Linked DNA regions of Homo sapiens: regions 1 and 3 are each linked to region 2. Evidence: read pairs that join two places in POLR2A ChIA-PET (ENCODE). Cell type or tissue: MCF 10A. All regions are shown on one strand. Each heading gives the region's core, and the rest is flanking DNA. Links, peaks and the distances in the headings are about the cores only. Region 1 overlaps EPAS1 (endothelial PAS domain protein 1). Region 2 overlaps PRKCE (protein kinase C epsilon). Region 3 has its middle 73 kb from the start of EPAS1.

What was found. ChIA-PET counts read pairs that join two places held together with the same protein. Peaks named below come from ENCODE experiments on the same cell type or tissue, not always from the same donor. Only the 100,000 strongest peaks of a DNase experiment are listed, where the experiment ranks them.
Region 1: POLR2A ChIA-PET joins it to region 2 with 5 read pairs; 3 of 35 experiments call an interaction of 5 or more read pairs at or near these places.
Region 3: POLR2A ChIA-PET joins it to region 2 with 6 read pairs; 4 of 35 experiments call an interaction of 5 or more read pairs at or near these places.

What each region holds. Positions count from the first base shown.
Region 1 is chr2:46,320,315-46,331,332 of GRCh38, forward strand. The region is part of intron 1 of EPAS1 (endothelial PAS domain protein 1); the gene reads left to right. Among named protein-coding and RNA genes, the nearest start is that of EPAS1, 28 kb to the left of the region's middle. In MCF 10A, for the core only: a CTCF peak has its summit at 7,504 (motif pointing right); DNase peaks (open chromatin) are centred at 5,257 and 6,127.
Region 2 is chr2:46,092,222-46,103,239 of GRCh38, forward strand. The region is part of intron 11 of PRKCE (protein kinase C epsilon); the gene reads left to right. Among named protein-coding and RNA genes, the nearest start is that of EPAS1, 200 kb to the right of the region's middle. In MCF 10A, for the core only: no CTCF peak of the experiment used is centred there; DNase peaks (open chromatin) are centred at 5,720 and 6,580.
Region 3 is chr2:46,218,686-46,229,703 of GRCh38, forward strand. No RefSeq gene overlaps it. Among named protein-coding and RNA genes, the nearest start is that of EPAS1, 73 kb to the right of the region's middle. RefSeq lists an enhancer at 10,215-11,018. In MCF 10A, for the core only: no CTCF peak of the experiment used is centred there; a DNase peak (open chromatin) is centred at 6,316.

The DNA of each region.
Region 1 (11,018 bases), core at 3,716-8,715, 230 kb after region 2:
TTAGGGAGTGCAAAGGGACAGTAAGACTTAATTGGTCCTGGGAATTGTTGAACAGGACTTTGTTGAAATGGCTACTTCTGTACAATGCACATGGAGCAGCTGTTGGCATAGCAACTCCTACGTGGAAAAGTGCACGCCGCTTGCAGATGACTTTTGCAGTGCTCAGTGTTAATTTGATAAATGGCTTTTCTAATAGCAGTTTGTGGGCTAATGGAAAGATCGAAGCAAACCTTCATTAACGGAAAGGAGAATAGGGATTTTGAAGCCACTGGGTGAACACACTGGACAGCCAGAGCTAAATCTCCATTTTCAGCTGTGTCTCTTTTTCACAGCAGATATGCTTGGAGTGTGGCAGATGAAAGTAAATTAAGAAAACTGTCTGCCCGTGCCATTATCATCTTAGATTTTAAGCAGGGAGAGGTTTTGGAGTCCTTTCTATTCAAGATACTTAACTTTGTGTGAGAGTTTAGTTTAAGAGTACTGTAGAAGCTTTGCATTGTGTTGTCGTTTTCCTTTGCTGGTAGTGGTGGGGTTAAGGTGGTTAAATCGTTTTTTATTGTGGTAAAATATACATAACAAAAAATGTTTACCATTTTAACTATTTTTAAGCCTGCAATTCAATGGCATTAAGTACGTTCATATTGTTGGGCTACAAGCACCACTGCTCAAGAACTTTTTCATCATCTCAAATGGAAACTCTGTACTCATTAAATAATAACTCTTTATTCCCCACATGCTCCAATCCCCGATAATCACTATTCTACTTTCTCTATGAATATGACTATTCCAAGTAGATTGTATATATAGACATATAAAGTATTTGTCCTTTTATGTCTGGCTTATTTCACTTAGCATAATGTTTTCAAGGTTCATCCAAGTTACAACATGTATTCAAAGTTTTATTTCTTTTTAAGGCCGAATAATATCCTATTGTGTGTAGACACTATATTTTGTTTATCTGGTCTTCTGTCAAGGGACATTTGAGTTGTTTCCACCTTTGGGTGTTGTGAATCATGGTGAACATGGTGTACAATTTGAGTCCCTGCTTTCAGTTTTTTTGGATATAGACCTAGAAGTGGAATTTCTGGATCATATGGTAATTCTGTGTTTATTTTTTTCAAAAACTGCTGTACTGTCTTCCATAGCAGCCATACCATTGTACATTTTCACGAGCAATGCATAAGAGTTCCAGTTTCTTCATTTCCCTGCTAACACTTGTTATTTTCTGTTTTTTGTTTTGTTTTGTTTTTGTTTTTAGATATCAGCCATCCTAGTGGGTGTGAAGTGGTATCTCATTGTGGCTTTGATTTACATTTTCCTAATGATCAGTGATTTGTCTTTATAAACATATTGCCTGTTCCTTGCCCCCCACCCCACCCCCGCACCCCCACAACAGCCTGTGTGGGAATGGAAATCACTGCCCCATTGTTTACACCTGTGAGGCAAACAAAGACTATCAACATAATGATATTTGGGAGTGAAAGGTGTCAGGGAGAGAAGGATGAAGGCACCATAAGGTTATTATATATAATAACTGGCATATAGGATATAGTACAGGCACCTCAGTAGACCTATTTTCAGTTCGTGCTGTGGAGCATGTGAAACTATTTTAAATAGAGGCCTTTGGGACTTAAGTAACTTCAACTCTCTGAATGAGGTTTAAGGCAAGCTTGCTGTGGGCTGGATCTATCCTGTATAATCCCTACTGATTTGGGTGATGTATAGGTACCCTTCCCTGAAATTCTTCCCTGAGAATAATTATTGTTGTCATCTACTACGGAATCCTGGGCCCACTTTCTTCCTTCTTCTTGGGGGAGGAAATCTCCCAGACATCTTGCCAAGCATTTGCTTAAGTCTTTGAACCGCTGCACTAGCTAATTTCTCCACCTGAAACAATATACAAACCCCTCCTCTTCTCCACCCGCTAGGTTCTTATGCTGGCAGCTCATATTTTTACAAGAAAAAGAAGTTAGAATGTATTGAGCACCTGCTATAAGCCTGGCACTTTGCTAGTCACTGTGTGGCAGATGACTACATCAGTCATGACTGATAAAACATAACTTCTATCCTTGTAAGTGCCGCAGGACTTATTTGTGACTCTTAACAACAGGGGTTCCAAACCTTAGTGTGCATCAGAACTGCCTGGGGCTTATTAAAACTCAGATTACTGGACCTCATCCCTAGAATTTCTTACTCGGCCCGCAGGTCTGAGGTGGAGCCTGAGAGTGTGCATTTCTAACAAGTTCCTAGATGATGATGATGTTGCTCATCCCTGGACCACACTATGAGAACCACTGCTTTCCATCAAGCCTGTGAAATAGATATTATTCCCATTTATAGATGAGGAGCTGAGATGTAGAGAGGCCAAATGACTTGCCTCAGTTCTTGCACACAGAGCCAGAGCCCAGATTTGAAGCTGAGAGGCCTCACTCCAAAGCTTCTGCTGTTTCCATTATATCAGGGATGGCAAAGGCATAGATACCACCTGTGCTTCCCTCACTTAGTCCACCCCCACGACAGGCAATATTAATCAATCACAGCACCTCTGAGCCCAGAGATGTCCTCGGAATCTTTCACACACTGCTCCTGACAGCCAAACCTACCCGTCAGTGGGAGCTGAAGTTTGCAATTTCTGTACTAACCTGTATGGCCTTTCTAAAATGGAGACATTACCAAGGAATCAATCTATTAACAGCTGAAAACAAACCTTGTGTGAGCTCCAGTCTTATCTGCCTAGGAGGGAAGAGCGTGGTAGATTGCAGGCTGTGTGAAGCACAGCACTCCCATGGCGACCTCACGGATCATAACTAGAGTCTACACTCAGCACACAGGCAACACAGGGCCGTTACCCTTGAAAAGTGTAAAAATCTAGACGAAGTTAATGAGGAGACTTTTTTTTTAAGCTGCTATATTTTGTCTAATTCATATATGCTACATTTTATTCTAAAAATAGTTATTCTACTCTTTGGCACTAAGTTTGGTGATGGATATAAAATAGTGATCAATAAACAGTTGTTAAGAAAGGAAAAATAAAGTAGGTGCCAAAGGCAACTGTGTCCACACCTGATGAGGTCTTTTAACAAATGGATGGGAGGAATAAACAAGACTGAATTATGTTTTTATATATCTTGCGCACCCAACAGTTCTTAGCAAGGCCCGTGGGCAGTAGATGCCCAATAAATATTTATCATACGGAACTACAAATCTTGCTTGTGAAAGTACAAAGCATAGGTGTATCCTGGAGGTAGGGAACAGTAACCCTGAGAGCAGACTGGTTTAAGGCCATCTCTGGCCAAACCAAAACACATTACAGAGGCTCTCTGAGTCCCAAAGTCATCCACAGATTGATGTCTTGCTTCTCTTCTTATGGCATAAGAGACTGGTAGAAAACTGACCAAACTCATCAAGAAAGTAATATTTTTTTTTCCTCTGAAAATTGTGAATTGTATCAGATATTGCCACTATTATGCCCCTAGGTCACTTGCTCATCTGTTTTCCACAGGGAAGCCAAAACAGAATTTTGCAAAGATATACATGAGTAATCAAAGGAAACTGACTGTATTGGGTGTGATTCTCCTGTCTTCTGAAATAACCCACCATGATCTTTTGCGTGTTTCTGCCAGCCCATACAATGTCTGGTCTCACCACCAACAACAAATATTTAGTCTATGGCTACTGTGTATATAGGGCAACCTCTTGTCTCATTTGCTGTTTGTGCAGCTTAAAAGCAAGGGCAGGGTGAATTATGGTTTTTTTGTTTGTTTGTTTTTGAGACGGAGTCTCGTTCTGTAGCCCAGGCTGGAGTGCGGTGGTGCGATCTTGGCTCACTGCAAGCTCCGCCTTCTGGGTTCATGCCATTCTCCTTCCTCACCCTCCTGAGTAGCTGGGACTACAGGCACCCGCCACCACGCCTGGCTAATTTTTTTGTATTTTTAGTAGAAACAGAGTTTCACCACGTTAGCCAGGATGGTCTCGATCTTCTGACCTTGTGATCTGCCCACCTCGGCCTCCCAAGGTGCTAGGATTACAGGTGTGAGCCACTGCGCCCAGCCCTAATTATGTTTTTATATGAATTGCACACCCCACAGTTCTTAGCAAGGCCCATGGGCAATAGATGCCCAATAAATATTTATCATCCAAAACTACAAATCTTGCTTGTGAAAATACAAAGCATAGGTGCATGCTGGAGGTAGGGAACAGTAACCCTGAGAACAGACTGGTTTAAGGCCATCTCTGGCCAAACCAAGACACAGTTAAAGGGAGCATTTATGTCCCTGTTTGGCTGTGATATGCCCTATAGACTGGGGCAAGGCTGTGGCAGCCTGGCCAGGATGAAAACGCTCATCCTTGGGCTGCCCCTAGATGCCAAACTTTTTCCGTACAAGTTTTCAAGGCACATTATTAAAAGCAGTTACGTAAGTGGGGAACTAACTGCACCTTATAAAAGGCTTAACAGGAGAGACAGAGTCCTCCATTTGGAGCTGTTTTGTTAAATGTTGAGAATAGAGAAGTCCAGAAGTGGTTGGTGTTTCTGCTCTACACTGAAAACGAATTGGGCTGGAGCCCATCTCACAGCCTGCCTTTCTTTCTTCTATCTCACCCAGCTTGGGCACAGGCTTTTGCTATACTGTTGGACTGGGCAGTTCCCCATTGATAGAGATGTTGTTTAATATTTAAGTATGTTGTGTAGCTCTTAACATCGAAAGAGAAGAAAAAAGGTCCAGTTTATCTTTAGGGTGAGCTGACCTTTCCAGATGGAGCAGGGAAATCTCCTGAGGACAGGACCCTGGGAGGAATCCACTTCCCTGCTTAAAAAGCATGGTGAGGAAGGTTCCCTTGGGCTTGTTGGATCCAGTACTCTCCAGTGGGCAGTGCTCTGTATGTTCTAGGTTAGAGTCTTAGATAATATGGGATTTTAAAACCAGTATTGTATTACATTAGAGTATTACTGCCCTTGGGAATTTTTTAGATAGTTCCTTTTGGGGAGAGAACTGTTTTGTCCTATCCATTGCAGATGGGAGCAAGAACATACAAAAGAGCATAAAGAAAAATTCTGCCGATGTGGGCATTTCCTTGAGGCTGAGGGACTAGGAGAGGCACCAAAGGGTGTCCTTCATTCATGGTAAAAGCCCTAATAGCCTCAGTGTTAGAATATCCTGTAGGCAGGCGAAGGATGACATGACTCACTTTGGTGGTGACCTCCTAGTAGTTCAACTGAGAATCCAGGCGGGATAAGATCAGTGCAGGGTAATTGTATGGTAGCTAGTCAACCTTTCCATTGCTTAGCCGGAGAATTCTGGCTTTTGTGCTGGTGATGTCAGGCAGGTGTTGGAGGAGGAGTTCCATGACCATTTTCTCTGTTCCTGCCAACAGGAAAGCTCCATTGGGACATACACGCTCACTTCCAGGGTGTTTTATATTCATCCATAGCTGCTGCATGGATAAAAAATTTGGCGAAAAACTTGAAATCCTATTACCATGATGATCATTAGAACTCATGTTAGGGCTTTTTGTTTTTAAAACAGGGACACAAAGAAGAAACAGAAGGCTGCCATATGCAAGGTTAGTGAAAGCCCCTTACCTTCACCCCATTTAAATCCTGAAGAGGGAAAGTAGCTAAGCTGTAGTGATCACTTCCTGCAAAGAAAACCATAATTATGGCGCCCAGTTATTCTTCATAAGGGGAAACCTTGGAATAGCATGGGTGCTATTTTGAATATTTGAGAAAACAGTGACATTCAATATGAAATGGAAATGATTCTGTGCTGCTGGGATTGGATCAGTTCCTTCTAGGCATCAGTTGCCCCTGGGGATAGCCTAGTTCTCCCTCCTGTGTGAATTTGGGAAACACTAGAATCTTGTAGTTGTTGCTGACTCTCCCACCAGCAGGGAACCAACTTATGCTCTTGGGAGAAGCAGGGGGAGTGGGGAATCTGCTTTTCTCTTTAAGCTTCCAATCTCAACTGCCTAATAACAAGGGAATTCGACTATCAAGATTTCCTGGAGTGGCTTAAGTATGGGCGCCAGGATGCAGTCTTCTGTACACAGTGAAAGAAAACGGGGGTAAAAACCATGATGAATAGGTGCAGAGAGGAGTGGCTAGATCACCTGCCTGGGGGATGAGCCTCCCACGTGACTGTAAGGTTGTGCAAGAATTGGGCAACATTTGGTCAGGGTGGAGAGGCCTTGACAAAGCATTTGTACTCCCACTAGATTCCTATCTCCTCCGTGGGGAAAAACAAGTATTTAAAGTTCTACACAGTGTTTTAAGAGGAAGAAATGGATTGCCTTACTACCCTAGCATACTTCATTTGTACATATTTGGAGTTCTATTCACTAAGCACCCACTGTAGGAAGGGCACTGGGCTGAAGATCCCAGAAAATTAAAGGAGACACCTTTGTTCCTGCCCATAGGAAATATAGTCTAGTGGGGGCCAGGAAGGGGTAAGACGAGCATACAGGTGATCATACTCAAGACAGGAGATAGTAAATACCCTGATATGGAAATAGGGAAAATGGTTCTAGGGGTTTTGGAGAGGAGAAGTGAGAGGGAGGCGGTAAGCCTGCAGGCCCTGGAGCCAGACTGCCTGGGTTCCAGTCCGAGATTTACCACCTATGAGTTGTGGTATCTTGGAGAAGTCACTTAAACACATTGTACCTCTGATTCTTCAACTGCAAAATGTAGGTCACTGTTGTACCTATGTCAGTAGATAATGGTTTACTGCCCATAAACATTGGTCTCAGCTTCAGGACCAGCAGGGGCCGTGCTGACCTTGAGCTAGTGACTTACAACCTCCAGGTCTCAGTTTCCTCATCTGTACAATGAAGAGATTAGACTGGATAAATGCTAACATTTTCTTTATTCTAAAGTGCCGTGATTTCATGGTTGAATATGTATTAAATGCCTGCTGTGTGCCCAATATTGTGTTGGCATAATGAAAAAGAGAAAAAGTAGGATATGTGGTCCCTGGCCTCAAGGAGCTATAATCTAAGTGAGGAGAGGACATTAATATACAGGAGAGTATTAGAGAATTAGAGAATATTAGAAATTAAAAGCTAGGTGGTATGGGCAGTGAGAACATAGGAATAGAGATTTTAGAATGGACCAGAGTAGTCAGGAGATTTGATAGTGACCTATCTAATGTTTAGAACCACAGAGACTTTAGACAGGAGCTCAGACTTGTTTACAAATCCCATGAATTCTGAAGCTTGGAACACTGCCATTAATATTTAAATTAAAGTTGAACTGCAGAAAAACAAAAGTTACCTATTTGGAATATAAGGTGGGACAAAGTTTATAAAACTCCATGTCTAAAACCGGTAGTGTGGATGGAAGCTATAAAGAGGCTCAAACCAGCTTCCCATATATCCTTGGATGACAATTCCATTAGAATATAGCCCCTGGCACAGAGTAGGCACACACAAAAATTCATCTGTTGAGTGACTTGTGGAAAAAGTGTTCTGCCCTGTTCAGCTTTGAACAGCTGTGGGCACCCTGGTGGTGGTCTCAGCCCCACCTCCAGAGGGCAGTGCACAGAGGAGGCCCCGCCAGAGCCCTCCTGCCAAGTCTTTGGGAAGAGCTTAATATTGCCTCATGCCTCCTGAGCCAGCCCTCTATCAAAGGTGAATTCTCTGCTCCCAAATGTTAACCTACCTCCGGGGGGGCTACACGTACTCCCTCCCCAGAATTGTCTGAACTTAGGTTTTGAGAAAACTTGGCAACAGCCTCAAATTTTTCTTCCAGTCTAACTATCCTATGGTCCCCAGAGTCCATATGCAGATCGGGCTGTTAGTGACCCTGGCTTACACAGGTAAAAAAGAGACTTAACAAAACTTGGCAGAGACTGCTAAGTGCCAAAAGAGTGGTGTAGACAGTAAGTGAGGTCACCCCGGCCAGGAAATTGGGGGCACCTCCTGGAAGGAGGGAGAGCTAGGAGCTTGAGTGGGTCTTGAAGAATGAGTAGAGGCCACGATGGCAGGTAAGACAGGTGGAGGCATTAAGTACTTCTGTCCCCATGACCAGTTCCCCCATACCACTCTTCGTTAACCAAACATGGGAGGTGGCAGGCCCATTTAGATCTGGTGCTTTATTCTAAGGGAGGAAATGAGATGAAAATGACAGATGAAGTGCAAGCTTGAACTCCCTGGCCTCAACCAGTCACTGAGAATGGCTGCCCATCCCCCAAACAGTCAGTGATGGCCTGGTTTGATGGGCCTGTTTATGACCTCCTGGCTTGAGAGCAGCAGACCACAAACCTTCACAGAGCTCTCTGTTGAATTTCCTTCCCAGTACAGAACCCAGAAGTCCTAGTTATAAATGTCACTACACTTTATTTATGTAGCATCCTCTGTGAAAACATGAGTATATATCATATCTACCATCAGAACGTACCTTCAGCAATCACTTAGAACAGTGGGGAGGACAGATGGGGTCTTCAAGGTTCAGAAAGGTGAAATGTACAATATCTTCCCATTGTAACTCTTCAGAGCAAATCAGAGGTGAAAATGTTCAGAACACAAGTCTGCCTTCCAGGCCAGTCTTCTAAGCACCTTTTTCTTCTCTTTCACATTTTACCCTTGTCTCATTCCCTGTTCCCTCCTCCTTTTTGTTCATAAAAAAAATTATTTTTTTCCAAATAAGCAAAATGGAGTCAAACTTTGCATCCTCAAAATGTATGAAGTAAACATTATTCCTAATGAGCCTCTGGGAAAGTGCTCACCTTTGAACTTGGCCAAGGATTATGCAGCAAAGAAAAAGTCTTAAGAACTTGATAGAGTGTTAGAGCTTCCTGGGTTTTTAAAGTCAAGTTGCATATTACATTTCTTTTCCTTAATAGGGGCATTTCCAGAAACCCTTCCTGGTTGAGTAGGCCAGTGTCTGAAAGTGAAGCGCTAGGATTGGTTACTGACTCTGGTTCAGGGATTGTCATCTGGGTGCGAGGCAACCACAGGGTAGGAGGCACCATTGCTAGAATGCTCTTTCTTTCCTAGGACTCAGCACCTATGCCGACAGTCCTTGCAAGACAGGAGGGGAACGTGTAGGCTATCCTATTTATGGTAAGGGGAGGCCTATGGAAAAACAGGAAGATGGTCAAGGGAAGCTGGCAGCAAAAAGGCAATGAGACCGAGGAGTTGTCCCTGTAAGATAAGCTCTTTTCCCCTTGGAGACCTTGCCTATTAATTGGCCTGTGCTCATCTCTATAGGCTTTCTATTAAAACACACACACGGCCAGGCGTGGTGGCTCGCGCCTGTAATCCCAGCACTTTAGGAGGCCGAGGCGGGTGGATCATGAGGTCAGGAGTCCGAGACTAGCCTGGCCGAGATAGTGAAACCCCGTCTCTACTAAAAATACACAATTTAGCCAGGTGCAGTGGTGGGCACCTGTAATCCCAGCTACTTGGGAGGCTGAGGCGGGAGAATCGCTTGAACCCGGGAGGCGGAAGTTGCAGTGAGCCGAGATCACACCACTGCACTCTGGGTGACAGAGCAAGACTCCATCTCAAAACAAGCAAACAGACAAACAAAACACACACACACATCCTTCTTAAAGACAAAAACACCTCTGGCTGTCTGCATAGCTTCTGCCTGCCTCTGTGGAATATTACACATTTTAAATTCCCCAACTATTGCCTCACAGCCAAGAAGTTCACTTATAGGCATTGAGATGAATCATTCACAGAATGACTTAAATCCAACTAAGAATGTGTAACTGCTGAACATTCTGATTGAGGTTCCAGACCGTTTGTGATGCCACATGTTTGTTGTAACAGGCAGAATCATCAGTAATACTTTGTTTCTCTTTTCTTGAAACTTTCCCTCCAAGTTTCCATCTTAATGCTTTAAATCATGACAGAATCAAACAAGCTCTGTGCCCTCTGCCCCTGACCCCCGTGATGGCATGAGCTTCACCAAGCACCCCCATTCCCACAGAGATCTGGGATAAAAGGCTTTACAGAATCCAGAATCCAGCTCCGTTTCTGAGCTGTTATCGCTTCATAGCACAGGCTGTCTTTTTCTCTTCCTACACGTAGAGCTAGGCACACATAGATGGGTAGTGCACTGTCCCTGAACTGAGGCTCTCTCAAGTCCAGGCTACCTTCTGCCCAGCACCTACTTAGTGTAGCTTATCTTTTAAAATAAGCCATCCTGCAAAGAGCAGGGTTCCCAGTGGCCTTGAGGTTTGTCAGAAGTTCTCTAGAATTGGCAACTTAGCTGTGACCTCAGAAGTCTTGGCTCTGGCAAAGCAAGGTCTTTGCGCTAAAACAGGCTCAGTGCCCATGGAGATAATCACCTCTTGTAATATCCACACAATCATCTCATTGTCAAAGCACAAGGAATGCAAAAATAGAAGAAATGCCACAATAGGGTTGCCCCATGGTTCAGCTAAACCAGGATTCTGCTTCCGGCTGAGGGCACCTTGGGACACCTTAGGAGGGATGGTCCCAAGCATTGTTCTGGAGTTCAGCCCCTGTTGGCAAGACCTGTCCTCCTACAACCATAGCCTCACGGGGCCTGATTTTGCCCCATCTTTTTGGGACTCCTTTACCACCTCCTTGTCCTGGCTAACTCTCCTTTGTCCTTAAATTCACAACTGGGGAAACCCTTGAGGAGTCTTTTTTTTTTTCCTCCCCATTTTGGGTTATGTCATCTTTCTTGCTCCCAGAGCACTTGCTCCTGACTTCTGTAGCAATGGCCTCAACACTATTGAGTGTGTAGTATTTCTTAGGCATGGTTCTCTGCATACATGTATATATTATTTATTCCTCACAGAGGCTCTGTAAGGCAGGCACTCATAGACGCTGAGGTTTAGAGAAACTTAAGTAACTTGCCCCAGGTCATAGAGTAAGTGTCCAAGTCCTCAAGCCCGGGCAGTCCTGCTGCATCTGCATGGCACATGCGCTTGGCCTGGTCTGCTCAGTGTGTCTCCCTGACTGGGCTGTCAGTTCCTGGAGGGTAGGGATCTGTCTTCCCTTCTCTATCCCCAGTGCCTGGCATGTAGTAGACACTCAGTAACTGT
Region 2 (11,018 bases), core at 2,694-7,693:
GTCTTATCTATGTCACATATCATGAATAATTAACATTTGTCATTTTGAGCATTAAAATTTGGTCTTTATCCACCAGCAGAGAAAGATGTAAGTTATAGACTCTTCCTCCTTAGATTCTCCAAGCCTTTTGATCTCTAATGAGCCCTTATCATCATTCCCTGAGAGTCAGTCTTGCCTTAGTGCCTGTCGTGTGCCCGGTGCCAGAATTGGGCAGAGGGGAGACAAGGAGAAAGGAGGTGCCTCTGCCTTGGCCAAGCCTAGATTCTTCTGTACTCAGGAGGTACTTAGAAAGGGCTTTCCTTGTTGACCATGATGTTTATAAAAAGTCAGATAAGAATCAAGAGCAAGGAACAAAAATCCAGTCAGAACCTCAGTGCACCTTATAAACCTGTCTTAACTATCTTGTTCTCTCCAGAGCTGGGGAACAAAGCCCAAAGGAGAGGCTTAGGAGGGGCTTTCCTAGAAGAAGCTGGGGTTGTACTGAGGTCTCTAGCTGTGCCCTCCAAACCAGGCCTCCGTATGGAAAATGCATACGAAGTTGTGATGTAAATTTTAGTCCTGCCATCCTGCTAGTCAGAGGGGAAAGTGTGTGCCTTAATCTCTGGAATCATATCCTGCCATTGGCACACAGTTAGGGATTTGCTGACATGAATGAAGGTCTTTAGTTAAACCTGAGTTAATAACTGGAAGGTCTAACGTGTAGTCTCATCCTCTTTTAATACATTATCAAGTTATTTAAAGCTCTAATACAAAGAAAGGGAGGAGAAGGTAGGGGCATCTCTTTTTGCCTTTGAGTCTTCTAGGACCTGACCTTTAGAAAGTCACTGAGGGTACTTGGGGATCGTTTTCCCCAGAGAGCATCGTTCTTAGCTGTCAGCGTTACCCCATCCATTATAGAAAATGATATTTTGACATAAAATTCCTAAGGATCTAAGGGCCGAGTCTCTAATGGAAGGAAATCAGCTACCATGGCAGAAATGATGAGTTAAATCAGGGAGGGCCTTGGAGACTGCATAATCCATCTCCTTCGTTTTATAGGTGCAGAACTTGGAAACCAAAATTGTGGAATAACTCACCCGAGTTTACACAATGAGATAGTATAAAGCTTAGATGTTACTTCAGTCAAAGATATACATACAGATGAATTAGTTCTACATGGTGTTTTGGTTAATAAAAAAGCAGTTTTTTTTTTTTTGCCTTCCCTCCCCTCAATTTCCCCTTCCAAAGAAGCAACCACATTCAACTCGCAGCTGGGTCTTTTGGTATGTACCTCTGTATTTAGAAATAACATTATCTTATTGTACTTTTCTTTTTTTTTTTTTTTTGAGATAGGGTCTTGCTCTGTTGTCCAGGCTGCCATGCAGTGTTACAATGATAGCTCACTGCAACCTGGAACTCCTGGATTTGAGCAATCCTCTCACCTCAGCCTCCCAAATTGCTGGGATTACACAGGCATGAACCATGGCACCTAGCCTTATTGTTATTTTAAAAACAATTATTTTACACATTATCTAGTGACCTACCACTGTGGAAAATGAGGTTTTAGTTCCGTTTCTCACCCACTACCCACCTCCACAGCCCTATCACATACGCACACCCTTCCCAACCTCCCATCCTCTCAATATGGTTTACTGTAATTTTGGTTAAATGAATATATAGTATACATTATTATAACTGTGAAATACCATTTGGAATTCAGTTATGTGGTATGCTATAGTTACTTTTCCTTCCCAGTGCATTTTTTTTGTTTATTTTCCCTGAAGTTAATAAATATCTCTTTGTTTTCTATGTAATTATTATTGATTCAACCACAAACTCTCTACAAACTGTCCATATCTCCTTTTAGCATGTTTAGGTATAAGCAGTATTCTATCAATTTCATATTCTTGGATACATTCTTTGCCAAGCCTTGTAAACTATTCCAGTCTAAATGGTTACCTTCTGCCCTGTGTGCCTGCTGCAAAGCTGTCACCCTGGGATCCCACTTCACTTTCATCCTAGGCTTCCTTTTCCCACTATCCTGTGAAGCTCCTGGTTCCAGTATTCCTTGCCTTCCTCTTTCTTTGTATACTGCATCAATTTGGTGAAGCACCTTTAGTAGATTTCTGAGAACAAATATATAGGAAGTGAAATATTGAGACTTTCCTTTTATATCTAAAATCATCTTTATTTTACTCTCAGACTTGATAAAGAGTTTGACTGGGCATAGAATTTTAGATTAAAAAGAATCTTCAGATGAGATCATGTCCTTTGCAGGGACATAGGTGGAGCTGGAAGCCGTTATCCTCAGCAAACTAACACAGGAACAGAAAAGCAAACACTGCATGTTCTCACCTACAAGTGGGAGCTGAACGATGAGAACACATGGACACATGGTGGGGAACTACACACACTGGGGTCTGTCGGGGATGGGGTTGGGAGGGTGGGGAGAGGGAGAGCATCAGAAAGAATAGCTAATGGATGCTGGGCTTAATACCTAGGTGATGGGATGATCTGTACAGCAGACCACCATGGCATGCATTTACCTGTATAACAAACATGCACATCCTGCATAAGAACTCAGAACTTAAAATAAAAGTTGAAGTTAAAAAAAAAAAAAAGCATTTTCACTCAATTTTAAGGTATCATTCCATTGTCTTCCAGCTCTCAGTGCTGCTGTGCAGAAGTCTGAAGTCAATTGAATTCTCAATCATTTGTATGGATCTATTTCTCTTTTCCAGAAGTGTGTTAAAGCTTTGTCTCCATTATTCTAAAATTATTGAATGATGCGATATAGGTCTGTTTTCATCTATTGCACTCGCCCGGCATAGATCTCTTCAATTTAGAAAATTAAGCCCTTCAGTTCTAGAAAATGTATTACTTATTTCTTTACTGATTCTTTCTCTTCTGTTTTCTCTTTCTGGAACTATCATTCAGATATTGGACTAGTCAACTTGGGGTTCACTGTAGACTAATCTGGGTGGCCCACTTAGTTGGGGAACCTCAGACTATCACTATTTCTAGGCCTTTCCTCTTGGAGTGCTTCGATTACTCCCAGAGTCCTGCCTAAAGGGAGACGGCCTGGTGGCCAGCATCGCAGGAACCAAGTGAAGCCAGATTAGAGGACCCGGCTTCCAGAATACACATGTTTATTTAATTCTCCTGTGTTCAGTACTATACCCTCATGCCCATCTACCCCCACTCCATGCTTAGTCTAGAGATCCTGTTTCACTTCTCCAGAGAATAAACCTCTAGGGACAGGGAAGGGGCCGTGCCAAGAAGAAAAGAGAATCTGGATTTATAACTAGTTTTCAACCAAATCTCTCTTTTCTCTCGCTCCACATCACCCTCATCTCCAGAGTAACTGTTACTGCATATTTCCTGAGCTTTGGGGATAGGAAGATGGAAATTCTGCAGCAAAAATTTCATTGCTCTTGACCTTCCCCATTGCTGGTTCAGGATTCAGTTTTCTTGGATCTACTAATTCAGTTACCACTCATCCGTTTACTTTCAAGATTCCAACATTGTGTTGCATTCTTTTCTTACTCTCTCCATCTTTGTGTGTAATTTTGAGAAGGAAAGTAAAATAGTGGTGAATATTCAATATCTACAGTCTTTATCCAGAAATGAACAAGAATCGTAATAACAGCAGCAACAACAATAATAGCAAAACACTTATTTAGCCTTTGTGTAGCCAGACACTATTCTAAACACTTTGCACATGTTACTTATTGAGTCATCACACCAACCTTATACAGTAGAAGCTCTTACTGTCCACTGGATTTACAACCTTTCCAAAAAGGAGATGTTGCCACATCCTACCACCATCACTGGCACTGTGTCAGGTCACCCTGTCCTCTCTGTTGCCAGTCACAGTTTTACATGGGAAGCAACATTGTATGTTGGAGACAGCACAGAGTTTGAGGTCAGAAGAATGAGGCTGAATCCTGGGTCTGCCTCATCTTTGTTGTGTTTTCCTGGGTAGAATAATTAAACTGTTTGAAATGCAGTTTTCTCAGTGTTCCATGGGAATTATAATGCAAACCTCTCTGGACTGCTTTGAAAATTACATGAGAAAACATTTGCAGAAGTGCTGAGTGCAATCTTTGACACCTAGTAAGCTCCATTATTATTGGTTGGCTAAACGGAGAACACAGTTCTGGAGTCAGAAAGTGAATGGACTGAATCATGCCCCCAACCCCCAGATTCTTATGTTGAAGCTCCAATCCCCAGTACCACAGAATGTGATGGCATTTGGAGATAGGGCCTTTAAAGAGGTAATGAAAGCAAAATGAGGTCATTGGGTGACCTAATCCAATATGACTGATGTCCTTATAAGAAGAGGAGGTTAGGACACAGACAAGCACAAGGGAAGACCTTGTGAAGAAACTGGGAGAATACAGCCTTCTGCAAGCCAAGGAGAGAGACTCAAAAGAAACCAACCCTGCCAGCACCTTGGTCTTACACTTCTAGCCTTCACAACTGCAAGAAAATAAATTCCTGTTAAGTCGCTCAATCTGTAGTTTTTTGTTATGGCAGTTCTAGCAAACTAATACTGAGAACCTCAGTTCAAGTCCTAGTATTGCCACTTACTAACTGTGTAATGCTGGGCAAATGACCTCATCTCTCTGAGCCACAGTTTCCTCATCTGTAAAATGGCTCCACTAATGTATATTAAAATAAGAGGGCAAGGCCTGCGGACTTGGCATAAATTGTAATAGTTAAATAAGCTACTGGGCATAAAAATGTCTCTGGGGTTGTTTAGGGGCTCGGCCAGTGCCTGAGGAGTTACAGGTACCCCCACGATGGTGGCAGTGCAGTAACACTGCAGTCTGGGAGGAGCAGGTTGGTGGATATGTGAGTCTGTGTCTCTTTTACAGGCTAAGGGCCCAGATCTCACAACCAGGTGATATTTTATTCTTGTGGTCACTTTGGGACCCAGGGACAGGATATATTGACACTGATAAACGTGCATGACGGTAACCAATGGGCTGGAAGGGCTGACAGATCTGCTTGCATTATAAAGCTGCAAAGTCGGCAGGGTGCAGTGGCTCACACTGGTAATCCCAACACTTTGGGAGGCCGAGGTGGGTGGATCACAAGGTCAGGAGATCGAGACCATCCTGGCTAACGCGGGGAAACCCCGTCTCTACTAAATATACAAAAAAAATTAGCCGGGCGTGGTGGCGGGCGTCTGTAGTCCCAGCTACTCGGGAGGCTGAGGCAGGAGAATGGCGTGAACCTGGGAGGCGGAGCTTGCAGTGAGCCGAGATCACACCACTGCATTCCAGCCTGGGAGACAGAGCGAGACTCCGTCTCAAAAAAAAAAAAAAAAAAGCTGTGAAGTCTGACTTTGGTGTCTTGACTTCCCTGTTGGGCTCCCTTTGCACCCAGCCACCTTCATGAGAACCCGGCCCAAGCCCTGGTCCCTATGTGACCTGCTTCAGCAAAGAAGCTGCCTTTGGAAATGTGCACTTTAGTTATAAAAGTCATTCTGTCCCTCTCCCATGTCATATAGATGAAGAGCTTGTCCCCTACTAAAGGAATGCCAAATACCAGCATGAGTTTTTCAGGAGTCATCACTTTTATATGGGTCCAAATCTACTTGAGGCTGAGACTATCTTTATCCCAAACTGATTCCATGCAGTGTTACCTGCCAATGACAGTTGGGGGGTGAAAGCATTGTGACCTAACAAAGGGGAAGGGAGGAGGAGAGAGGAGAGCCTGAGCTGGCTGGGATGAAAGCCAAGTTTACATTCCTTGGAGGAAGCCGCGTTATTGCTGACCAGCTTAGAAGTAGAATTCTGACTGCCTTTGACATCAGAGGTTTAGAGCAAACAGGAAGTTTGGAACCAAAGGGAAATTCCTGATTAAATTTGAGTGTTTCAGCTAGTAATGTGTGTTCAGAGCAAAAATTATGAGGGACCCCGTCATCTCTTATTTTTGTGTCTTTCATGGTAGCTCATATAGAACTGAGAACCCATTATAGTGGTTAAGGGCACAACTCTGGAACCCCTGGTCTCTAACCCTGCCTCTGCGCTCATTAGATCTGTGATGTTGGGCAAAGAACTTAACTTCCCTAAACCTCAGTTCCTTCATCTGTTAAATGGGGTTATTACTCCCCCCCCAACCCACACAGAAATATTGTGAGAATCAAATGAGAGTTAGTACAAGTAAAGCAGTAACAACTGGTTCTAGTACAGAGTAATTGCTCACTAAACATTAATTAATGTTATTATTATCATTGTTATTTTGCAAGTGGCTGAGTGCACAGTTCATAAGATTCACTTTGTCCATCTCAAAAATGGGGATGAATGTATCCTGCTAGTTAGTAAACTGATGAAAACACTTTGTCTAGTTAGAGGCCTCCAAACAAGGGCTAATTTGAGGTGTTGGGACCTGTCCTATATAGGGGAATTTGACATCAATATATTTTATTTTATGACTATGCTGTGTTCTATAGAAAGTAGATGCCTTGGAACAATTATTGCTGCAATATATTCAACAGCCAGTACTGAATGCTCCAAGGCTTAGTCATATGATTTTTGTTTCTTCAATGCCTTTGGCTATTGAATCATTAGATTGAGCTACTAAAAATGAGAATTGTTTCAGCAAACAAGTGGCAGCTTTGCCGTGGTAAGCAGAGTCCTGTGTGAATGTTTGAAGTTGGTCTCTGTGGTCCCTCCCAGTTGGCCATGTTTGTTTCAAGATGACTCAGGCTGGAGGTGGGGTGAGGAGGAGAGTGGTAGGGGGTACCATAGTGAGCTGAGGTAGTGGAGACTACACTTAATTGGCTTTGCTTCCCTCTGGTCATGCAGCAGCAAGCTAAGGATTCATACTGCTAATTGTTGCCACCTTCTCTCTCCTTGCTTCTGGGTCTCTTCTTCCAACATTCTTGGCCAATTCATTCTGGTAAGCAAGGAGCTGGGTTGCTTTCTTGCTCAGAAGCCTGCCATGACTCCATTATCCCAAGACATCCCCACTCTTCTGCCACTTACTCAAAGCCACCCATAAGCTGACCCTGCCCCTAAGCTTCCTCTCTGGGGTTTATATACTGATCTCTTTCTACCCCACAAGATGACCCCTTTCTATCTCCTCAACAGCTTCTCCAGCCAAACTCCTCTTTGAGTCACTACTTGAGCCTAACAGAGGTGCTCATTGACAGGCCTTTGACACACCCATACACAATGTGCATTTATTACCAAGATCTTAAGCATCAATAGTCACAATACAACATGTTTCCACCACCCTGTACCTTTGCTTAGGAATACCATACCTTTTCCTGGAATAAGGTATGGTATTTTTTTTTTTTTTACGCTAACTTTTCATCCTTTGAGATTCAGCTTCAGATCATTTTTCCTGGCTGTTAGTTATTTCTTCCAGCGAAGTTAGTTATTTCTTCCCCCTGTTAACATTGCATCTGCTACCTTATATTCTAGCACTTCTTATACTGCATTGCAACTATTTCTTGGTTGACTGACCCTACAGAGTTTCCATAGGTTATGATAAATGTATAGTTATACCCAGTGGCCCATGATTTCTTGACTAACCTATTTACATTTATCGAGAAAACTCCAGGGAGGTGAGGGGATTTTCTAAGCATATTTGGCTGCAGGATATATTTTCTAATGGACTTCTCACTGGACCGCTCTTCCCCTGGGCTCCTTTCTGTGTGCATGGCCCTATTTCACCTGTCTTTTTAGTCTTCACAAGGTCTGGTTGGTGAGTTGCTGCAGTGGAAAGAATACAGAGTTAGGAATTAGGGACTAGAACTCTAATAAAGCTCAGTCTTAGTTGGGTGTCCTTGGGCAAATGACTTCTCCTTGCTGGGTCTCAGTTTTCCTACCTACAAAATATGGTGGCCAGACTGGATGATCTAGCTCTGTGATCCTAAGATTGTTTGGTCTGGGAATGCCTTGAAGAGCATCTGAAAATGAATTTCTGAAAATCTGTCTCAAAATTACCTCAGTGAGGCTCCAGAAGGTAACTGATCCCAAGTAACAAGAGTGCCCCTGAGGAACATTCAGAGATCCAGGCCCACAATTCCTGTCATTCCTCGGAAGGTGAGACTTCATTGGCTGGTGGTCCTGTGCTCTGCTCTCGGTATGTCAAATCACCGTCTGTGGGTTTTCCTCCCTCTCTAATTTACCCAAAGTCCTCCCTCTTAACCAAAACAAATAGCTTTTGGGGGATCTGATGTTGCCAAGTTGTATTTGCTCCTGTGGCAAGCAGAGCTCCCGCAAGGGGCTGTAACCAACCATGTAAGCAAGAACTGCTGGCCGAGGAGCAGGGATGCTTGCTCAGAAGTCCTAGTCCTGTCAGGATTGAGAATGCCACCCCTGAGACAACACCCTCTCGGAAGTGGGGCATCTCTCATGAAGTCCCCTCCCGTGTTGGAAATCTGCTCATGCAAAAGCATTCATCAGAAGGGGGTTTCTTTCTAGATTTGTACTTTTGTCTGGGGAAGCAACTAAGAAAAATATCTGTTGTTTGAAGAGCAGTATAATTTAAGCAGACATTCATTTATTCACTCAACAGACAACGAGTAAGTCATTTTTGCTGTGCCAGGTATAGGACTCTAAGATGCCATGACAAGGAAGAAGAGCACATTCTGTCTCTAGCTTCTTTCTGAATCTTCCTTCTTTCCTTTTCTTTTTTCTCTTCTCTTCTCTTCTCTTCTCTTTTCTTGATGGGATCTCGCTCTGTCACCCATGCTGGAGTGTAGTAGCACGATCTCAGCTCACTGCAACCTCCGCCTCCCAGGTTCAAGCGATTCTCCCTCCTCAGCCTCCCTGAATAGCTGGGATTACAAGCACCCGCCAACTTGCCTGGTTCACTGTTGGATTTTTAGTAGAAATGGGGTTTCACTATGTTTGCCAGCTAGTCTCAAACTCCTGACCTCGAGTGATCTGTCCGCCTTGGCCTCCCGAAGTCTGGGATTACAGGTGTGAGCCACCATGCCTGGCCTATTTCTTTTTTAAAAAACTGATAACCAGAGAGACAGTCTCTGCCCCTTTGGCACTTGAATTTAGGTGGGGATGGCAGACAATAAAAGAAGCAATAACAATAAGAGTTATGATAGAAAAAAATATGGAGTTGCCAGGGAAACACATTACAGGGATACCTCAGCCAGTTTAGAAAAAGTCAAGGAAGGCTTTCTGGAGGAAGTGACCACTCCCGGAGAGATCCAATGGGCTAAGTAAGAGTTGGCCAGAGAAAGAGGACATGGAAGAGTGGCCCAAGGAGTGGGAATAGCATGTGCAAAGGCTCTGGTGGAGGGAGAGGGAACACCAAATGGGTCTGTGGCTCTACAGAATTTGTATATGCCTGGAACTCAAAGCACAAATAGAGGCCAGGGACCCTAGCCTCAGAGGCTGTCGAATGACTGTCAAAGCCCTGTAAGTGCACGGTGACATGACCTCAGGTTTTATCTGGAACAACATGTGGGAACTGAAAGATGATCCTAGTATTTAATAGAATTTCAGAGGTGGGAGAAAACTTGGGAGTTTAGTCCTCCAATTCGCTGTTTTATAGATGACTAAACTGAAACTCAGAGACGATGTGGCTTGTCCGAGGACACTCGGTCTCATAGCAACACAGACAGAACCATAAGTTGGGACTCTAGTGTTTTGGTGGTGTATGCTGATAAACTGGCTTTCAAAAAAAAAAAAAAAAAAAAAAAACCCAAAACCCTGATTTGTAGCATTAACTGATTTCTATGGTATAAATATTCTCCCTGGGGCCAGTTTCAGGCTATCCATGTTGAACAACCAGCTCACAAAATTCCTGAAATTTTAACAATCTGCTCTTGTGAGCTGGTGTGAGCTAGCTACAGGTCCCGGCGGGAAAGGTGATTGTGCGTGTCTCTTCCCCATTCTGTGTTCAGTCACATTCCATTGGTAGCTTGAAATCAGCCATGATGGTAGTACTTATACCATGGAAATCAGCAAGGGTTTTCCTCATTGTAAAGCCATTGTTAAGTGCTTGCCAGGACACCACTGGAGTATACAGTTTTCAGGACTAGTAATCAGAGACTCTCTTATGAAGATAAGAGAAAGCATTCCAGTGTGTTAACAGGCCTACACTGGGTTCCTTTACATCTCTGGCCTTGATTTCCTCACCTGTAGAATGAGGATAATGTCAAAGTTCAATAAATTTCAGATGTCTTTAAGATACACCATTATTTTTATTTAAATAAACTTTTTGTTTTAGAACAGCTTTAGATTTACAGAATAGTTGCAAAGATAGAACAGAGAGTTGCCACACACCCTACACCAGGTTCCCCTATTAATGAACTAATACTGACACATTATTATTAACTAAGCCCATATTTTATTCCAATTTCCTAAGTTTTTACCTAATGCCTTCTTGTCGTTGTTCCAGGATCTCATCCAGAATATCATATTACATTTAGTTGTCATGTCTCCTTCAGCTCTTCTTGGCTGTGACATTTTCTCAGACTTTCCTTGTTTTATGACCTTCACTATTTGAGGAATAGTGGTCAGTTATTTTGTAGAATATCTGCCAGCTGGGATTTGTCTGATGTTTTCCTCATGATTAGACTCTGATTATGGATTAGACAGGAATACCTCAGAGGTGAAGTCTTATTTTCATTACATCACATCAAAGGTCCATACTATCAACATGACTTATCATTGATATTGACCTCAATAGTCAATATCAAATGTTTGCCAGGTTTCTCCACTGTAAAGTTTCTCTCCTTTTCCATGCCCTTTTCCATACTGTATTCTTTGCAAAGAAGTATTATATAAAGCCCACACTTGAGGAGTGACAAATTATATTTCACCTCTGTGAGGGCAGAGTAGCAATGTAATTTATTTAGAATTCTTCCACCCATGTGCATTGTCTCCTCCACCATTATATATGTATTTGCTCATTTATTTATATCAATATGAACTCATAGATAGTTATTTTATATTTTGGGTTATAATTCAATACTACTTTATTTTGTTGCTCGAATTATTACAGATCTGCTTATTGGGAGCTCCATTAGGTGGCTCCTGTGTCTCTTTGACATA
Region 3 (11,018 bases), core at 3,778-8,777, 130 kb after region 2:
ACAGTTATTCATATATTACTGTGAATCCCCTTGACCCAATTAAGGGTTGATTTTTACTTTGTCAGGGCAGGTCTATTTTAGTTTTGCTTTCTTAAAGCATAGCTCTGGGCCGGGTGTGGTGGCTCACACCTGTAATCCCAGCACTTTGGGAGGCCGAGGTGGGTGGATCATGTGAGGTCAGGAGTTCAAGAACAGCTTGACCAACATGGTGAAACCATGTCTCTACAAAAATACAAAAATTAACTGGGCCTGATGGTGGGTGCCTGTAATTCCAGCTACTCAGGAGGCTGAGATGGGAGAATCGCTTGAACCCAGGAGGCAGAGGTTGCAGTGAGCCGAGATCATGCCATTGCATACAGCCTGGGCGGCTGAGTGAGACTCCATCTCAAAAACAAAAACAAACAAACAAACAAAACACATAGCTTTTACTCCTAGGACATGGCTTTTTTGTGGTCTCTATCAAATGCCATGGATGCTCATCAAAGTTTCTCCACTCTGGCCAGAGAGAATCTCTAATGTCTCTCCAACTCTAGACAATCTCTAAAATCTCTATTCAGTTTCTAGGGCACACTCCAACAGCTCTTTTCTTTAGGTTTTCTGGGGTCTCAATTTGTGCATGCACATCTGAGGATTAAGCTAAGGATTCAAGAAAACCCCTACACAGATTTTTGATGTTCCGTCTATGTAGCTGTCTTAAGCATCATGCCCCTCCAAATCCCATCCATCACCCTACCATCCCCAAGCTCTGAAATCTGTTTCCTCCACCCACCAGACTTCCTCTCTGTGCTTGGGCTCTACTTCCTTGTACCATAGCTGTGAAATGCTTCCAGGAAGAAAGCCAGAGTAAATGTGGGGTTCACTTTGCATGCTTCCTTTTTCTTAAGTCTTGCAACCTTGCACTGTTAGGTATCCAGTGCTTATAAAAATTGGTTGTTACTACCAGTACCAGCCACTGCAAAAATATGCCAAATTGTAAAGACCATCAATGCTAGGAAGAAACTGCATCAACTAACGAGCAAAATAACCAGCTAACATCATAATGACAGGATCAAATTCACACATAACAATATTAACCTTAAATGTAAATGGGCTAAATGCTCCAATTAAAAGACACAGACGGGCAAATTGGATAAAGACTCAAGACCTATCAGTGTGCTGTCTTCAGGAGACCCATCTCATGTGCAGAGACACACATAGGCTCAAAATAAAGGGATAGAGGAAGATCTACCAAGAAAATGGAAGACAAAAAAAAGCAAGGGTTGCAATCGTAGTCTCTGATAAAACAGACTTTAAACCAACAAAGATCAAAAGAGACAAACAAGGCCACTATATAATGGTAAAGGGATCAATTCAACAAGAAGAGCTAACTATCCTAGATATATATGCACCCAATACAGGAGCACCCAGATTCATAAGGCAAGTCCTTAGAGACCTACAGAGAGACTTAGACTCCCACACAGTAATAATGGGAGACTTTAACATCCCACTGTCAACATTAGACAGATCAATGAGACAGAAAGTTAACAAGGATATCCAGGAATTAAACTCAGCTCTGCACCAAGCAGACCTAATAGACATCTACAGAACTCTCCACCCCAAATGAACAGAATATACATTCTTCTCAGCACCACATTGCACTTATTCGAAAATTGACAACATAGCTGGAAGTAAAGCACTCTTCAGCAAATGTAAAAGAACAGAAATTATAACAAACTGTCTCTCAGACCACAGTGCAATCAAACTAGAACTCAGGATTAAGAAACTCACTCAAAACTGCTCAACTACATGGAAACTGAACAATGGAAACTGAACAATCTGCTCCTGAATGACTACTGGGTACATAACGAAATGAAGGCAGAAATAAAGATGTTCTTTGAAACCAATGAGAACAAAGACACAACATACCAGAATCTCTGGGACACATTTAAAGCAGTTGTGTAGAGGGAAATTTATAGCACTAAATGCCCACAAGAGAAAGGAGGAAAGATCTAAAACTGACACCCTAACATCACAATTAAAAGAACTAGAGAAGCAAGAGCAAACACATTCAAAAGCTAGCAGAAGGCAAGAAATAACTAAAATCAGAGCAGAACTGAAGGAAATAGAGACACAAAAACCCCTTCAAAAAATTAATGAATCCAGGAGCTGGTTTTTTAAAGGATCAACAAAATTGATAGACCGCAAGCAAGACTAATAAAGAAGAAAAGAGAGAAGAATCAAACAGACGCAATAAAAAATGATAAAGGGGATATCACCACCAATCCCACAGAAAAACAAACTACCATCAGAGAATACTACAAACGCCTCTACGCAAATAAACTAGAAAATCTAGAAGAAATGGATAAATTCCTGGACACATACACCCTCCCAAGACTAAACTAGGAAGAAGTTGAATCCCTGAATAGACCAATGACAGGCTCTGAAATTGAGGCAATAATTAATAGCCTACGAACCAAAAAAAAGTCCAGGACCAGACAAATTCTCAGCTGAATTCTACCAGAGGTACAAAGAGGAGCTGGTACCATTCCTTCTGAAACTATTCCAATCAATAGAAAAAGAGGGAATCCTCCCTAACTCATTTTATGAGACCAGCATCATCCTGATACCAAAGCCTGGCAGAGACACAACAAAAAAGAATTTTAGACCAATATCCCTGATGAACATCAATGCAAAAATCCTCAATAAAATACTGGCAAACTGAATCCAGCAGCACATCTAAAAGCTTATCCACCATGTTCAAGTTGGCTTCATCCCTGGGATGCAAGGCTAGTTCAACATATGCAAATCAATAAACGTAATCCATCATATAAACAGAACCGAAGACAAAAACCACATGATTATCTCAATAGATGCAGAAAAGGCCTTCGACAAAATTCAACAGCCCTTCATGCTAAAAACTCTCAATAAACTAGGTATAGATAGTACATATCTCAAAATAATAAGAGCTATTTATGACAAACCCACAGCCAATATCATACTGAATGGGCAAAAGCTGGAAGCATTCCCTTTGAAAACTGGCACGAGACAGGGATGCCCTCTCTCACCACTCCTATTCAACTTAGTTTTGGAAGTTCTGGCCAGGGCAATCAGGCAGGAGAAAGAAATAAAGGGTATTCAATTAGGAAAAGACGAAGTCAAATTGTCCCTGTTTGCAGATGACATGATTGTATTTTTAGAAAACCCCTTAGTCTCAGCCCAAAATCTCCTTAAGCTGATAAGCAACTTCAGCAAAGTCTCAGGATACAAAATCAATGTGCAAAAATCACAAGCATTCTTATACACCAACAACCAACAAAAGGAGAGCCAAATCATGAGTGAACTCCCATTCACAATTGCTTCAAAGAGAATAAAATACCTAGGAATCCAACTTACAAGGGATGTGAAGGACCTCTTCAAGGAGAACTACAAACCACTGCTCAGGGAAATAAGAAAGGACACAAACAAATGGAAGAACATTCCATGCTCATGGGTAGGAAGAATCAATATCGTGAAAATGGCCATACTGCCCAAGGTAATTTATAGATTCAATGCCCTCCCCATCAAGCTACAAATGACTTTCTTCACAGAATTGGAAAAAACTTTAAAGTTTATATGGAACCAAAAAAGAGCCCACATTGCCAAGACAATCCTAAGCCAAAAGAACAAAGCTGGAGGCATCACACTACCTGACTTCAAACTATACTACAAGGCTACAGTAACCAAAACAGCATGGTACTGGCACCAAAACAGAGATATAGACCAATGGAACAGAACAGAGCCCTCAGAAATAATACCACACATCTACAACCATCTGATCTTTGACAAACCTGACAAAAACAAGCAATGGGGAAAGGATTCCCTATTTAATAAATGGTGCTGGGAAAACTGGCTAGCCATATGTAGAAAGCTGAAACAGGATCCCTTCCTTACACCTTATACAAAAATTAATTCAAGATGGATTAAAGACTTACATGTTAGACCTAAAACCATAAAAACCCTAGAAGAAAACCTAGGCAATACCATTCAGGACATAGGCATGGGCAAGGACTTCATGACTAAAACACAAAAAGCAATGGCAACAAAAGCCAAAATTGACAAATGGATCTGATTAATCTAAAGAGCTTCTGCACAGCAAAAGAAACTACTATCAGAGTGAACAGGCAACATACAAAATGGGAGAAAATTTTTACAATCTACCCATCTGACAAAGGGCTAATATCCAGAATCCACAAAGAACTTAAACAAATTTACAAGAAAAAATCAAACAACTCCACGAAAAAGTAGTGAAGGATATGAACAGACACTTCTCAAAAGAAGACATTTATGCAGCCAATAGGCACATGAAAAAATGCTCATCATCAATGGCCATCAGGGAAATGAAAATCAAAACCACAATGAGATACCATCTCACACCAGTTAGAATGGCGATCATTAAAAAGTCAGGAAACAACAGGTGCTGGAGAGGATGTGGAGAAATAGGAACACTTTTACACTGTCGGAGGGACTGTAAACTAGTTCAACCCTTGTGGAAGACAGTGTGGCGATTCCTCAAGGATCTAGAACTAGAAAATACCATTTGACCCAGCCATCCCATTACTGGGTATATACCCAAAGGATTATAAATCACGTTGCTATAAAGACCATAAAAGTTATGCAATTGTGGTCTCTTTCTCTCTCAAAATGCATAAAGTTTTCAGACTGTGGTTGACCATGGATAAGTTAAACTGCAGAAAGTGAAGGTGTGGATAGGGTTGGGGGAATACTGTGCAAAAAAGGCAACAGGAGGGATCGTTGTGGCGATGGAAGTGTTCTGTATCTTGACCGTATGAATGTCAATATTCTGGTTGTGATATTGTACTATATGTTTGTAAAATGTTACCACTGGGGAAACTATGCAAACGGTATATGGAATCTCTCTGTATTACTTCTTGCAATGCATGTGATTCTACAATTATCTTAAAACAAAATGTTTAATTAAAAAAAAACCCACAAAACTTGACTGTTCCTCAAAACCTTCACTGAGTTAACCACTTCCTCTTTGAAACCACCTTATACCCTATACAACACTGATAATATAGTATTATTGCCCTTCCATGTTCTACTGTAATTAGTCTATCTCCCTTACCAAACTGTGAGCTCCAAGAGGAGGTTTTAAAGGCAAGATATGTTTTGTTCATCTATGTATGCCTAGCATCTAGTAGTGCCTGATACATTGAAGATGTTTTGTAAATGCTTGTTGAATAAAACTGGATGTGACAGACATAAAAAAAAAAGACACATGCACACGTTTATTGCGGCACTATTCACAATAGCAAAGACTTGGAACCAACCCAAATGTCCATCAGTGATAGACTGGATTAAGAAAATGTGGCACATATACACCATGGAATACTATGCAGCCATAAAAAAGGATGAGTTAATGTCCTTTGTAGGGACATGGATGAAGCTGGAAACCATCATTCTCAGCAAACTATCGCAAGGACAGAAAACCAAACACCGCATGTTCTCACTCATAGGTGGGAATTGAACAATGACAACACTTGGACACAGGATGGGGAACATCTCACACCAGGGCCTGTCGTGGGGTGGGGGGAGGGGGGAGGGATAGGAGATATACCTAATGTAAATGGTGAGTTAATGGGTGCAGCACACCAACATGGCACATGTATACATATGTAACAAACCTGCACGTTGTGCACATGTACCCTAGAACTTAAAGTCTAATTTAAAAAAAAGAACAGTGCTTTTCAGAAGAAAGTGATATTCCTCTGCTTTAATTAAAGACATGCATGTTTTCAGTAAAAAAAAAAAAATTGGTTGTTACCTTTTCTTAATATTTTAGTGTTTTTTCTGTGTGTGTGTGTGTGTGTGTGTGTGTGTGTGTGTGTGTGTAGCAAGCAGGTTATTCTGATGCTGACTACTTCATCATGATCTTAAATAGAAGGATTTAAAGATAAAGATGAGGAAACCTCCAGAAAAATTGAATGAAGAGACATTGAGATAATAAATAGGAGTAAAACAATTAGAAAATCAGAGATCTAGTTCAGGAGATCTAACACCCAATAATTAGAGGTTACAGAAAAAGAGTATATATTAATGATCTATTTGGGGTGACAAATTACCTCAAAACTTAGTGGCTTAAAAAATTGTAAACATTTATATCTCTTTCAGTTCCTGTGGCCACGAGTTCAAGAGTGACTCAGCTGAATGGTCTGCCTCAAGGTTTCTCATGAGGTTCAGCTGGATGTTGGCCAGGGCTGCAGTCTTCTTAAGACTGGCTGTAGCTGGAGAATTTGCTCCAAGGCAGCACACTCATGTGACTAGCAGGTTTATGTTCTTTCTCAATTTCTCACTATGTGAATCTCTCCACAGGGTCACTTGAGTATCTTCATGACATGACAGCTAGCTTTTCCCAGAGAGAGTAATCCAAGAGACCAAGAAAAAAGGTGAAAGGTCTTTTATGACTACCCATTGATGTCATCCATTGTCACTTTCACAATATCCTACTGGTCACACAGGTCCTCCCTTTTAATGTTGAAAGGGAGTACACAACAGCATGCATAGCAGGAGGCCAGGATCATTGTAAAGGGGCAAAAATAATCAAAGAAATAATAGAAGAAAATTTCCTATATGAGAAGAGCATGAAGTTTCTACTGCGGTGGATTAAAATAGACTCTACTCCAACGAACAACAGCATGAAATTTCAGAACACTGAAAGTCAAGAGAAAATTTCACAAGATTCTAGGAAGGAAAAAAAGGATGTCACATACCAAATGTTTAGAATCAAAATGGCTTCATAGGAGTGGATGCAGTGGTGTGCCCATGTAGTCCCAACTATTTGGGAGGTTGAAGCAGAGGATCACTTGAGGCTAAGAGTTTGAGGCCAGCCTGGGCAACACAGAAAGAACCCATGTCTAAAAAGAAATAAAGAAAAAAATAGCTACATACTCCTCAAAGGCAACATTGTAAGACATAATATATAATGTCAAATAGAATAAATGAAGACATATCCTAAAGCAATATATTTAAAATTCTGGGAAAAATTACTTTAAACCTATAATTTAATACCCAAGTCAAACTATCAATTAAGTTTTAGTGTAGAATAAAGACACTTTAAGATATGCAAGTTAAAAAAATTATCTCCCACACACCCTTTCTCAGAAACCTTGGGAAAACAGAGGATTCAGGAAACAAGGGATTCAATACAAGGAAGAGGAGAAGGAAATCCCCAGAATGATGAAGAAAGGATTTCCCAAGACAACAGCTATGTGCCAAGTGCAGAGGGCAAACAGAACGGACTTTAAAAGGGCAGAAGATTCAGGAGATTGTTTCAAGGTTAAATTGATAGAACACCTAATGTGTTTAAACACACTGAGAGATTTACACAAGTGGGGAAGAGTTTAAAGTTGAACTACTTCAGATAGTGAACTTAGTGATAAATTCTTCAAAAAGGAAGGCAATGGAAAAATAAGCATTAATTCCAGACAAAACAATAAACTGTGCAGGAAAGGTAACACAACCAAAGTTTACTATATATCTCTGCTGCAACTGGCATTTACAAAGTCATAAAAATGTGAACACAGAATACTGATCTAGTGAAAAATCATAATATAATTATACTGAGAGGGCAGAGGAATGAAAAGTATGCATGTATGTGGTGGTGCAGACCAGGGATTAAAAGACAGCTAAATCTTCATTTTCCATAGTGGGAAATCAATAGGTACTATCTTGAACTGAAAAATCAATAAATAGCAATATAAGCATGTTATTTAGAGATGTGGAATTAAATACCAAATGAATCAACTATAGTTGCTGAAATTGGTTGCCTCTGGGGAGCAGGAATTAATGAAGGGTATGGCAAAATTTGTGCTAATTTTCTTAATAAACCTCATAAAACTGGCCTATTCTTTCAACTATGTTTGTATAAATTTTCATCAAAATAAACCAAAAACAATTAAACTTGAGAAAAATAACGGAAAAGCAGGGAGTAGTCAGTTGTTTTGAACACTGATGAATAATCAAGAAGATAAGAACAGAGAATGGTTCATTAAAGGTGACAAGATGTAGATCATTGGTAACCAGAGGAGTAGTCAGTGTGGAACCCATTGGTAACCGGAGGAGTAGTCGGTGTGGAAACCCCCTTAATATTCAAAGAGAAAAATACGCAAGGGATATAAATAGACATCACAGAAAATAGGTATATAATCATCCGTAGTCACATGAAAAAATACTCCATCTCATTCATAATAAAAGAAATGCCAATTAAAGTGATATGATATTTTGTAACATATTGGCATCAAATAAAAAAATAATGTACTCGTCATTGGTAATGGTGAGGACAGAATGGCAGCCTCATACACAGTATATGAGAGTGTGAATTGGGAAAGACTTCACTGAAGGCTAATTTGGAATATCTATGAAAATGTATAATTCACCTGCTCTTTGAGTAACCCCTCTTCTGGGGTTTTATACTACAGATAAACTCATGGAAGTATGCAGTATGTTTGAAGATACTCAGTGGAAAATAATACAAACGTCTCTCAGTACAGAACTTGCTAAACAAATGATACGTTCTTCCCACAGATTACTAGGTGCATCATTAAGAGTGGCTGTTCTGCACGTGCTCATGTTGAAAAGGGGACAAGATATCTTAATTCAGAAAAAAAAATGTTAATAGTATTTATAGTTATGAGTCTGCATGTGTGACAAATGAAGACAAGTCATTTGTAATGATCTGGCACCTACTGGATGGTCAATAGAAAGTTCTTAGCTACTGTTCCTAATGCAAGCTGTAAAACTAAACAATGATTATGATTCCAAATAAAAATGCATTGGATAATAAAGCTCACTTGGCTGCAGAGGTCATGCACATCGAACTTTACATTTTTCTGTGTGATTTACAACAGTTTTGCTGTTCTCATTGATCAACTTAATCATGATTAAATGTAATAAATTTGAACTTACAAAATAATGTAACAGTCTGCTGTCATATGTTTTGTATGTTTTGCCTATTGGACTTTTTTTTCAGAACAAGCTTTCTTTAAAAGTTATATAATTCTTTGGCTCAAAGAAAAAACCTAGAAAATAATATTCCCCACTGACCTGTACTTTCCTGACCCAGCAAGCCTTCAGCAGATTTGTCTTGGACTAGAATTCAAGACACCTGGGTGCCAGTCCTGGCTCGGCTACTCAGTAGGTGGGTGACCTTGAGCAAACCCTTCGGCCTCTCTTAGTTCTTCTTAGCTGTCGTATGGGATACAGCGCCTTTCCTATCTACCCTGTGGGACTACTGTGAAAAGCAAATGAGGCAACAGGTATATAAATTTGTAATCTGTGAAAGCATGCACATGAAAGAACTTTTATTTTGATAGCTAGAAGTATCCTCTCACAGGTTAAATATTTCTGGTCCTCCCAGCAGAGAGACACGCCTGGGTATTTATTCAGTAGACCTTGAGTGCCTTTCTGGACCAAGCAGGGACTGGTGAGGCAGAATTGAATATGATGCAGTCCCCGTTCTCAAAGAACTCACAGTTTGATAGGAGAGGCAATTACAGTAAAACGTGAGAAATACAATATAATGGTTATAGACAAAGACTGGTGGGACTCACAGGAGTCAAAATGTCTGACTAGAGAAGGCATCACTGACAAGTGACACCTGGATCGAGTCTTCAAGAACATGTGAGAATTTACCAGGCAGAGAATTGATTGATTGCTGGGTGGAACCCAGGCAGTGCCCCAACTGTGGAGCAATTTCTCACCCCTCTTTCTTTATCAAGTCTTACCTCTGCTGTGAGATAGCAGACCATCAGAAACTTGCTCTCAGCTACCTATCCTATTGGAAAATGTTTGAAAAAGATGTTAATGACAGGTTAGGTGTGTGCTTCCCTCCAGAATAGATGCATTTGGGTCCAGAGGGTGAGATGGTTCTCTATACACAGAAATACCAATAATTTTAGCTAAATAGATTTACTTTTAGGGAAAGTACCTAAGTAATTTTTTTTGAACCTCACTCTTTTACTCAAGTTAGAGTGCAGTGCTATGATCACAGCTCACTGCAGCCTTGACCTCCCGGGCTCAGGCAATCCTTGCACCTCAGCCTCCAGAATAGGCGGAACTACAGGTGTGCCACCACACCTGGCTTTTTTTTTTTTTTTTAATAGAGACAGGGTCTCATCATGTTTCCCAGGCTGGTCTCAAACTCCTGGGCTCAAGTGATCCTCCTGCCTAGGCCTCCCAAAGTGCTGGGATTACAAGTGTTAGCCACCATGCCTGGCCAATACCTAAGTAATTTCTATGGCCACCAGCTGGTACCAGATCATTACAAACATTACTTTTCTTCATTATCACAACAACCTTGTTTTTTTCTTATTATAGGTGGCAGAACATAGGACGAGAATCACCACCCAGCCAGTTATACCAGAGCCAGGATTCAAACTCAAGCCATGATCTTGCATATCCATTGACAAACTGGTTCTCATAACCGCCCTGGGAAATGAGCAGGAAAGGAATGTTATCCCCACTTAAGATGGGGAATCCGGGCATGGAAAGCTCTGCTGGGGACTCCCCGCTGGGCTTCCTGACTCCTACCCTGACTGAGGTTGTTACCTTGCAATGGAGGCCAAAGTCCTGACAGGCAGTGGGAAAGATATTTTGGGGTAGGGCTGTCTCCCTGGTGCTTGTCAGATCTCATCTTGTGAAACAATTGGTTCAAGTTCACTGGGCCCGGGTGCGCAGCCTTCCCTGGCTGGAGCTGGGACCCTGCTGTTCTGAAAAGCTATATGGAAGGAGATTTCTTTCCTTCTCTGATTATCCTCACCACTAGGTGGGATGGAAGCTGTCTACCAGAGTCTGCTGCAGGTTAACCCTTCCCCTGCCCTCATTCAAGGACATGACAGGGATGTTCCAGGTAAATGTGCCCCCTTGGCTTGAGACAGCACTTGTGGTAATGGAATAGCTTCCTCTGCTATGGCCTGCTTGTGTTAGTTCACTGAGAATGGACTCCCTGTGGGTTCGTAGAGTGCAACAATTGAAGAGCTTGA